Linked DNA regions of Homo sapiens: region 2 is linked to region 1. Evidence: chromatin loops called from intact Hi-C (ENCODE). Cell type or tissue: PC-3. All regions are shown on one strand. Each heading gives the region's core, and the rest is flanking DNA. Links, peaks and the distances in the headings are about the cores only.

What was found. Hi-C counts contacts between places; a loop is a spot of excess contacts. Peaks named below come from ENCODE experiments on the same cell type or tissue, not always from the same donor. Only the 100,000 strongest peaks of a DNase experiment are listed, where the experiment ranks them.
Region 2: a loop joins it to region 1, with 2.5 times the contacts of the local background. A loop is called at or near these places in 7 of 110 quality-filtered maps.

Annotation. Positions count from the first base shown.
Region 1 is chr1:84,244,450-84,249,845 of GRCh38, reverse strand. It overlaps the pseudogene NEDD8P1. Among named protein-coding and RNA genes, the nearest start is that of SAMD13, 55 kb to the left of the region's middle. In PC-3, for the core only: no CTCF peak of the experiment used is centred there; a DNase peak (open chromatin) is centred at 2,235; H3K4me3 peaks cover 1,152 bases; H3K27ac peaks cover 4,469 bases.
Region 2 is chr1:84,171,838-84,177,233 of GRCh38, reverse strand. All of the region lies in intron 1 of PRKACB (protein kinase cAMP-activated catalytic subunit beta), which reads right to left. Among named protein-coding and RNA genes, the nearest start is that of PRKACB, 30 kb to the right of the region's middle. In PC-3, for the core only: no CTCF peak of the experiment used is centred there; a DNase peak (open chromatin) is centred at 2,793; H3K27ac peaks cover 932 bases.

The sequences.
Region 1 (5,396 bases), core at 243-5,242:
TGAAGTCTCACACTGTACATTTGATCCCATATTTCTGTAAGTTCCAGGCTTGGAGATGTGATTTCTCGAACTTTTTTTTTTTTTTTCCCTACCTTTACCACCAAATGACAAACTTCTTTTCTGCCATTGGCCAAGGATGAAGGTTGGATACTTCTAGTACCCTTTTCATTGATATTCAGTTTTTAGACTGCAAGTTTAATGCACAAGTATCCATCACCGTTACTCTTTTTGTGTGTGCCTAAGGCAACATCTTTTGACCTAGTGGGCAATAAAACTCCAATGGCCAGTTCCTAGAGCTTCTAGCCACTTCACTATCTCCATGAACCACAAGAGTATCAGCTTTGGCTTGCACCATGGCTTTGAGTACCCCTTTCACTTATAGCACCTGGAAATTTTCTTTATTTTTTTTTTGAAAATTTCTGAGCATTTGAGCTGTTGTTCTGTTTTGCCCAGCATTTCTATGTTTTTATTTATTGATAGAAGCATTTCCACATTGTCTCAGTCCAGAAGTGTCATTTTTTAGATTTAATATGATCATTTGGTTAAGATTTTCCCAGAAATCTCATAGTCCTTGTTGTTTTCAATAATTATTATGAAATATTTAAGGTACACAGAAATGTACACAAATACAATTAACATCCTTATATGTGTCATCCGGGTTAAGAAAGGAAGCACTAATAATAAAATAAAATAGAATAATACACAGGATAATTCCTGTGCCCCCAGCTCCTGAGTTTCATCTCCATTTCTTTTCTTTTCTCCACCCTATAGGTAACCATTACCCTTCATTTGGTGTTTATCATTTCCATGCACTTCTTTTAATTTTTCAATTTACAATATTAGCCAAAGGAGCACTTTAATGTTCCAGGCACTCTTGCAAGAGCTTTAAAAATGCTAACTTCTTATATCTTCTATAAGATAGGTATAATTATTATTATTATTATTATTCCCTTTTTTTTTTTTTGAGACGGAGTTCACTCTCTTCGCCCAGGCTGGAGTGCAATGGTGCGATATCGGCTCACTGCAACCTCCGCCTCCCGGGTTCAAGTGATTCTCCTGTCTCAGCCTCCTGAGTAGCTGGGATTACAGGCATCCACCCCCAGGCCCAGCTAATTTTTGTGGTTTTAGTAGAGACGGAGTTTCACCACGTTGGTTAGGCTGGTCCATTTTGCTGGTGAGAAGAGTCCATAGAGATTAAGTAACTCTTCCACAGACACACAGTTGGTGTTCATGTACAATTTGAACCCAGTTAGTTTGGCTTCATAATCTTTGCAATTAATTAACCACTATGCTGCTACATATATGTATATCCTTAAATATTATAGTAATAATAATAGTCTTATTTCATAAGAAATCAAACTTTACATAAACTGTATATTTAGAAAATTTTCTGCAATTATCTTTTTTCCATTCAGCATTATACTTCTGAAGTTTATCCATATTGATGTTTGTAGGTCTAATTCATTATTTTCTCACCTGTATATAATTTAATCATGTAAATTTACCTCTACTTATTTATTCATTTTCATTTCCATGGCTACTTAGATTGCTTCCAATTTTTTGCTACTACAAATAATTTTGCAAAGAACATTTTAAATACCTATCTCCTAGTAGACAAATGAGTTTTCCTAGGCTATATTTCTATAAGTGAAACATGTGGTCACAGGACATGTGCTTAGGCAATGTTATTAATACTAGATTTTGCCAAGTTTTCCTTTTAAAATGGTTGACCAATTTACATTTCCAATGCAGCGTATGAGAGCTTTTTTTGATTGCTCCACGTCTTTGCTATAGTTATATCATTAGGCTGTTCAGTTTTTGCCCAGCTGATGTGTACACAACAGAATTTTACTGTCATTTTACCCATTACATGCTTAACAGTTCGGCATATCTGTTCCACTTATCTATTGCTGCCTAGCAAATTACTCTAAACTTTAGCCTCTTAAAACAATCAGTTTTTGATGTTTAGAAATTTCATGGATCGCAAATTTAAACAGGTAACAAAAGAAATGGCTTATCTCTGCCCCAGGATGCCTGAGGCCTCAGCTGGGATCACTGACCACTGGGGGTGACTCAACGGATGGGGCTGGTATCATCTGGAGGAATCTTTACATATGCTGGCCATTGGTTCAGATTTCACATGAAGATACTACTGCTGTGAATACTATGTACGGCTTCTACGTTTGGCCTGGGCTTTCTCACAGCATTGTGCTTCACGATAGTTGAACTTCTTTCAGTTTTAGTATATGTGCTGCTGACGTAAGCACGATAGTTGAACTTCTTGTATGGTGACTCAGATCTCCGAATTAGAGTATCTCAGTAAACAAGGTTGAAGCTGTATTATTCTTTTATGACCCAGCTTTTATAAGTCACACTATTGCTTCTCCTGCACTATATGGGTTAGAAGTAAGTCAACAAGGTAAGCACACGTTCAAAGGGAGGGAAAATAGGAGAAATGTCCCCTCTTCTCAATAGGAGGAATGTCAAAGAATCTGCAAACAAGTTTAGAACTGCCATAATGTCCCACAAGTGTTTAGTCATTTTCCCTAAAATAACATTCACTTAACAAAGTATAGTTTGTTTTGAATAATATTTCACATTAATTACGTTATTGTTAAATGTCTTATTGTTAAAAAGTCTTCAAAATTTTTATTAAAAGATAAAAGTGGTGATGAATATAATGAAATTGATACTTTTAACTCATAATAATTTTTAAATCCTAAATTGTGAAGCTGATTCTATTGAGAATATTAATTTTGAATCTATGTATTAGGAGAAACAAATCTTTGAGTTTCATGATTTCTCACAAGTGGTAGAAAAATAAAAGTGGGAGGAGGAGGAAAAAGTCATAAATATTTGAGAGCAAGATCTTGTAGGATTGGGCAATTATTTGCTTCTCATCCATCATGTTGTTTATTAGGATAATTTCTTAACAAGTGGTATGGTATCAGTGAAATGTTACATCTATCACCCTCATCAACCCATAAAGTTTTCCCAAAACAACAGGAAATAATTATTTTATTTTAAAATAATTATTTTCTATACAAAATTGTTGGGTTTTATTTTTAAAGGTGAAGAAGAGATTTTAGTGAACATCGGCTATTTTCTTGTCTGACCAGCACATCTTTCTTTGGAGGACTACCCCTCTCCCAATGCACATAATTCTGATGAGGCTTTCAATCATGTATTTCTCTTTGTCCAGCCACAGAAGCAGGCTCTGACCCAGGCTGGACAATCAGAGTCCCTTTTCGGGCTTGATATAGTGCAGGAGACTTCCTTCTCCTTTAACTGGGACCAAAACTCTTTTGAAAGTGTGAGTCTGGAGTAGCTGGTGGTTTCATTTTCTGCCCCATGGAGAGTGCTTATTGAGGATGAAGTCAATTCTGAGGAAAGCATGGCCCAGAGGTGGAGAGAGAAAGGCAGAGTTCTGATTATATCTTCTGATCTTTTAGATCTTATTGGACAGAAGTCCCTCCTCAGCCTTCCTGGTTATGAGAGTCAGCTGCTGTTCTGTTTTTGCAAAAACGACTTTTCATTGTGTGGTCCGCCACTTGCTAGGGAGAGTGTGTTTGATCACTATCAATTCCAGAAGTACAAAAGCACGATTCAAAGTCTAACTCCTTAGCAAAAATCAGTACTGGACACACTATTATTAGGAAATCTGTAAAACCAGTCCCAAATAACTGACAAGTGATATCTATGGAGGGAAAGCAAAATTAGAAAAAGCTTATCAGTGGCATATAATCTAGAGCAATGTATTTTTACCTTAAAGCTAGGTAAGATGGCTGATGAGTAGATTCTGAATTGGATTTTAGGAGCTGGTGATATATGAAGGAAAAACACTCAGCAGCTTTTTATCACATGGAAAAAAACTTCTGTTTGGTTAGTGATTATTTTCTGAACCATGGTATAAACAGGAATAAGGTTATCAACAGATAAGTAAGTGACAAAGAAGGACATTGCTACTTGAATAAAAGAGGCTTTTTTTTGGATGTCCAATTAACCACATGATTTATTGACAGAAAACAGTCCAACTCAGCCATGTGCTTCCTGACTTTGACTCACTATTTAAAAAATAGTAAAAACTTTAATAAAAAGTTGGTTGTGTTGATTACGTGTTTTTAGCATATTGTGGTGAAGAAATTGGCAGTGAAGATAAGAGGGTTTTTTTTTTCCCTCACATGACGGTGGTCTGGCTGTTAAAAGAAAGGGTTCTCACGAGTTTGAGATATGAAGAATGAGAGGAAACATTTCTTCATGGCAATAATAATGCTAGAGAAGCCATTTTAGTGACATCTGGTGGCTTGCACAAAAGCATATTGATGATGTAGTATCACATTTTCCATCTTGAAATTAAAGGATCAGGCTGGGTGCGGTGGCTCACGCTTGCAACCTTAGCATTTAGGGACGCTGAGGAGGATGGATCACCTGAGGTCAGGAGTTCGAAACCAGCCTGGCCAACATGGTGAAACCCCATCTCTATTAAAAATACAAAAAAATTAGCCAGGAGTGTTGGCATATGCCTGTAATCCCAGCTACTTGGGAGGCTGAGGCAGGAGAATCAATTGATCCTGGGAGTACGAGGTTGCAGTGAGCCGAAATTGTACCACTGCACTCCAGCCTGGGTGACAGAGCGAGACTCTGTCTCAAAAAAAAAAAAAAAAAAAAAAAAAGAAATTAAAGAATCAAGATTTCTTAAGACTGAACTCTGGTGAAAATGGCTTGTTAAGAGTAGGACTCTTACAAGATTGATGATCTAAAAAAAATGTATTAAATCAATGCTCTGTTATTGGGCGTGTTTATTTTTATCTTTGATTAATTACTTTATCATTACAAAGAATGCAAACAACTCAACAAGGTATAAGGGAAGAATTAGGAAATAACCTCAAATCTCATACCATTGATAACATTATTACACTATTCTCGGTGCACATATTGAGACAGAAGGGTAGAGAGGTAGAGAGGTACCTAACTAGATAGCACTAATTTTTTTTTTTTTTCCAGGAGGCCAGGAAATATTTTATTGACAACCAGGGACACAGCCATAAGAGAGAGAAGCACACAGGACTCCAAACTAACATCCAATAGTCAGCAAGGGCCCTCTGGGCCAGGAATACTGAATCCTGGTGTCCTCACAGTCTCCCACCAGTAGACATACATTACTGGGCATCCAAGGGAGGGGGCAGTGGCTCTGGTGTCCCAGAGAGTGAGAGGATATATGATGCCTCATTACGAGCGACAGGGTAGGGAGGTAAAATGGAGGGTCCATCACTGCCTAAGACCACCTCCTCCTCTCAGAGCCAACACCAGGTGAAGGACTGAACCACCTAAAATCTTGTAATCAGCTGCTGTCTTCTCATCATTCATGTTTGCCACTGTAGATGAGCCTCTGCTGT
Region 2 (5,396 bases), core at 163-5,162, 73 kb after region 1:
CTTGTGATTCCCAAAATATACCCCTTGTTTCTTCTGAAAAATATTTTTAGTTATCTTTTATTTATAGAACTTGCACATCAAGTTGCAATATAAACTCTCCAGATGCCTATATGAGTATAAATAATTTAGAGACAAAGAAAAGAGTAAGGGAAGGTAAAAAAAACAACTTTAACATCCTGTTTCAGCTTCTCCTGTCACTTTATGCTAAGTGGATCTGGAGTTAAGAAAAAAGTAACTGATCAAAGGAAGGACTGACAGTATTTGTCAAAGATGGTAAGTTGAAAAAAATTCCTTTTCCCTGCCTGGTGATAAGCTAAAAGAAAAATTTCCGGCATTATTTAATTTTATTCACTAATAGAATATGCAAGAAATTCTTTAAAATACTCTCTGTACTCATCAATATTCCTGAGTTTACTGTCAAATAATACTGTAAAAGTAGGGAAAAGTTTTTATAAAGGTCTTATGTGAAAATTATCAGAAATGAGTATTAATCAAATATATTATTATATTTTGTGAATTACTTCAAAATATAAAGGGATTTTCTTTTCGAGTACATTAAAGGATGGGCACTAAGTATGATGTTATTAAATAGTTCTATGAGGAAAACCTGTTCCTGAAACATTTTTTTTCATATAAAAATATCTACACATATGAAATCTCTAGTTTTTATGTGTACTATGTAGATGCAAAGATAAACATAATTATTTGTAAAAATATAAGTTAATCAAAATATACATCTTTTAATAACAAATCTACCAAAAATAAAATATTTCACAATATATTGGATTATGTGTAACCCTAAAACAATAAGCAATCTAGAACCACATGCATTTGCTTTGAATTTTATTATGTTTAGATATTGGTGGATGTAACTTCTAAATGCCTTTCTCTTCTCTGGTTATTTAAAAAATTTCTATCCACTGAAATAAAGTGTTGGCAGATAATTAATAAAATAAGATGTGACAGAGACAGCCAGATTCAAATACTGCTCCACATTCAACCCAGAATTCCCTATAAAGCATATAGTTTGAAGTTCTCAATTATTTAGTTTACTTATTGTGTTCTAATATATAAGCCATATCTACATTTAACCACTTAAATTATTATGATGGTTTCAGAGCTTGGAACATCTGAGTTAGAATATTAGCTCTAATACTTCCTAGCTGTGTGACCATAGGTACCTATCTCCAAAGCATCTAACAGTGATTAGTAACTCTTCTTAAGAAAAAAATCCTTCAAAGAATGATTTTTCTGAAACACATTTTATTCTCTACTGGTAAATAATTGAACAAAGTAGATACTACAAAAAAGAGGACACACAAAAAATTAATTTATTCCCAAAAGTATACATTTTCAATTATATATTTTTTCTGTTTGTATGATTTAAATAGTCTATCACATTGCATTCTAAAGGAAATGAGCATACCAAAGGAATCTACATGTTCACCCAAGATTTGTTTGCAGGAACATTCACCCACATTCAAGAGATGAAAAAAAAAAGAGAGACAATTTTTATGCATTTTCACAAGTTCATAAAAACACAACTTACTTCTTATCCCCCCTCAAATTTTTCAATGTATTTATACATAGAACATAGTTTAAAAATCAGATTTTAAAGTTTATTTTAAACATTAGGAAAACTGACTGAAAATTCAGGCACAGCATAACTTCATCCCATATAATTCAGGTAATTCCACTATAAGAATGTTTCACTATTAACATTTAACAAATGTATTTATTAGATATTTTTGACTGCTGTGTAAGATAAACTAGGTTACTGCTTATGATAAAAAGAGTATGTTGTTAGTCACAGTATACCATTATCCAATTCTTAAAAGAATATCATTCATATTTTGTATTAAGAGTTTATAAATCTTTCTTCTACTTATTTATCTTTCTTTTACTGTATTAATCTTTCTTCTACTACTTTGTACATCTACTGTTTCATGGTGCTACAGTTATTCTTTCTAAAATACCACACAAGAAATTACAATATAAATCATTTATATAGATAAAACCCAACAAAACTAAACAAACTATTTCCTTCATCAATGAAAATATTTCATTAACTTGATATACTTAAAAATATATAACTTTATAAGGAAAATAAAAACTTGCAAACAATAAATAAAAAATTTTAAAGGTAATATTTGTTTTATTAAAAAGTAATTGCCTACCAGATATTTCTGAAGAGGAGCAAGCTTGTGTCCAAAAAATAAATTAGAAAATGATTAAATTATATGAATAACATATTAGCATGAAGTCACCAATACGCATTTTTTCAGAATACTATATACAGAAATAAAATGTTAATGTAGAAATTCAATTATTTGATTGTATGTATTCAAATAAGTTATCTTCAAATTAAATGGTAAAGAAATAAGTAACTATTGTTTAGTGCCAAAATCAATAACCTTCTTATTTTCCTTAAAACAACAACTAACAAAAACTTTAAGTTCTCACAACAATAGTCCTCATAACAATATTAAGAAGCAAATATTGACATACATATCCTGTAACTATTGCAATACCATCTCTGGAGTTCTGTTATTCAGTCAAAATCTACTGTAGGAAAGACATTACGCATTATAACACCTGGTTTCTTCCTTTTGAAAAACTTTAGTATTTTTCAGTCATTCCACTTCCTCAGTGCTGGTTTAACAATCTTTTCAACAGTATTTATTGAGCACCATTTAGTGGTGTCAGATTCTGAGCTAGACTCTGAATACTACAAAGAATAAACATATTTCCACTGTTAAGGAAATGAGAAGCTTACATGAATCATCATAATGGAATGGGACAAAGACTACAACAAAGGCAATTATAAGGTGCTGTGAGAGCTGGGAGGGGGAAATTCTTGGACAGTAAGGTAAGGCATAATAGAGAATACAGCATTTGTGCTGAATCTTGAAAGATAAGAATTCCTCTGGCAGATAAAGTTGGGGAAAAAGACCTCCTAGGCTGAGACGATCTTACATAAATGGCATGGAAGAAGAGCATGGTTTATCCAGGAAACAGCAACTGACTTGTAATAACTGCAGCATCGGGGACATGTAAAACATCAGTGGGAGATGAAGTGCACAGGCAAGCAGATGCCGAATCAGGGAGGCATTTTTTGGCATAGTGATGCTTTTCAACGCATGGGTAGAAACAGAAGTAAACTGAGTTAGTTCACAGTTGCTAGATTCTATTTCTTCCGGGAACCAGAAGGCAAGATCTTTTGCTAAGGGAGAGGGGAATAGGATAAAATAATGAGGGATGATGAGGATTAGACGTCTCAATATGTTAGATGTTGATGGCTATTTTTGTAGGGAATAAGGAACAGGGCTATTAAAAATTTTCTATTAGAGAAAGATAAAATATTAGGAACCACAAGCAATAATGTTTTTAATAGTGTCATTTTTGTAATAACAGTTTAAAAATTTGTTACTGAAAAGATAATAATTCATGCTCCTTCTACTTTGTCATTAGTTTCATCTCCCTCTTTTACCTTAATAAAAGCATTATTCTATTTAAGAATTATTTAGTGCATGCCAGAAAGAACAAAAGAGGATGGAAACTAAGGTAAGTTACCTATGAAAATACCAAGTTCTATCATTAAATAACAGCAGAAAAATCTCTGGAAAGTGTAAATCTAGGGGAATGCATTAGTCCATCTTCTTCCACCCCTATTCAAATATCTACCTCTTTAGAGCTTTATTTGGTATTTCTAAAAATACTCTCCCCCTCCCCACATACACACACACTAAAAATATTTTCAGTAAACAGAATTGTAAAAACTCAACACAAAATATTCTAATTGCCACAAAATATCTCATAAAAATTTAGCTTACGATAATCAAAGTAACAGAATTATTCTGTAAAAAAAGGGGTTTTCCTACCAGATGCATCTGATGATTTGCGTGCTTGATCAAAAAGAATAAACAGAGATTAAATAACACATAAAATAACATACCTACAAGAAGTTACCCATCTATACATGTTCACTACTGTACTGCACATAGAAATAGAATGATAAAACAATTGAACATACATACCAAAAATGTATTATATAAGGATTACAAGAAATTCTTTGGATATCCTTTTTTTTTAACCAACCAAAACTCTTCTCTGGAAATATGTTAATAAATTATCATCTTCTGTCCTTTGAAACTGAAGAATAATTGTGTTCACTTTGCTGAAGGGGCACTTGCCTCATCATATTAAACATACTGATTCAAACTAAATTCACTATAACCTTAAAAATGATAGCGAGTATAAAAAACAACTTTAATACTTCAGTTGTAATTGTACAGTTTATTGGATTGGACTATGCCTACCTTTGATTTCTAAGATGATTAATTAGTCTTTCTATAAAGACTAAAGCCACATATATATGAGTATTTGGAAGTTTAATAGGCAATGAAAGTTACACTTCCTATTACAAAATTTATTTTACTCTTCTTTCCTCTCTGTGTTTTATTACTTGTTAATTTTTCATCAAGTCTTAGTTACAAGTGAACAGCATAATTGACTGACTCACTGAACTGTGAAAAATAAAAATTTTTACTATAGTTTTATATGGAAAAATATAAACACTTTTAATGAGACATATATTTAAATAATCATTCTAGAAAGAAATACATTAACTTATTTGACTAGCATCTACATGGATAGATGGATACACTATGAATTCACACAGTGTATTCATTCACAACTAATCATATGTACATGCCTTCTCTCCCAACAGCTCTCCATCTGGGGATGCTATGGATTTTGTAGGCCATCCATGCCATGTTTGACTCGTGATGTTTCCTACATAATTTTGTAATGAAAACTCAAAGTAAATTTATAGTCATAAAACTAATGACCCAGGCAATCTTTGAAATGCTCCTTGAAGTATATTTTACTTCCTTAATTGTTCAATGAGGCTTTTTCCTGTAGCAGTATTATATCTACTACAATCATATGTCAAGGATTTTCCAGAAAGGCCTGAATTCAAATATTTTGTCTTGTTTCCCGACAATATGGAGTTAAGAATGGATTCCTAGATGATAAGGAATGCACAGTATCAACTTCGGCAGTAACAAATGACTCAGTAAATGGTAGCATCAATTTATTGTCCCACCATATCCTTGATGCTCTATATCCTCAACAAAATTTGTTAATGTTGGACTTTCCATTTTTTGCTAATCTAATGAGTATAAAAAATCATGTCTGATTGTTAAAGATTAGGTAAATATCCCTCGGTAGAATTTTATACTTTTTCCCTTAAAGGTCTTATTACACTTTTATTAGATTTATACCTAGGTTCTTTAGCACTTTGGTTGCTATTGTAAAAGGGAGATTTTTAAAAATTACCTTTTTTGTTTGTTGCTGATGTATAGAACATAGTCGATGTTTATATATTGATTTTT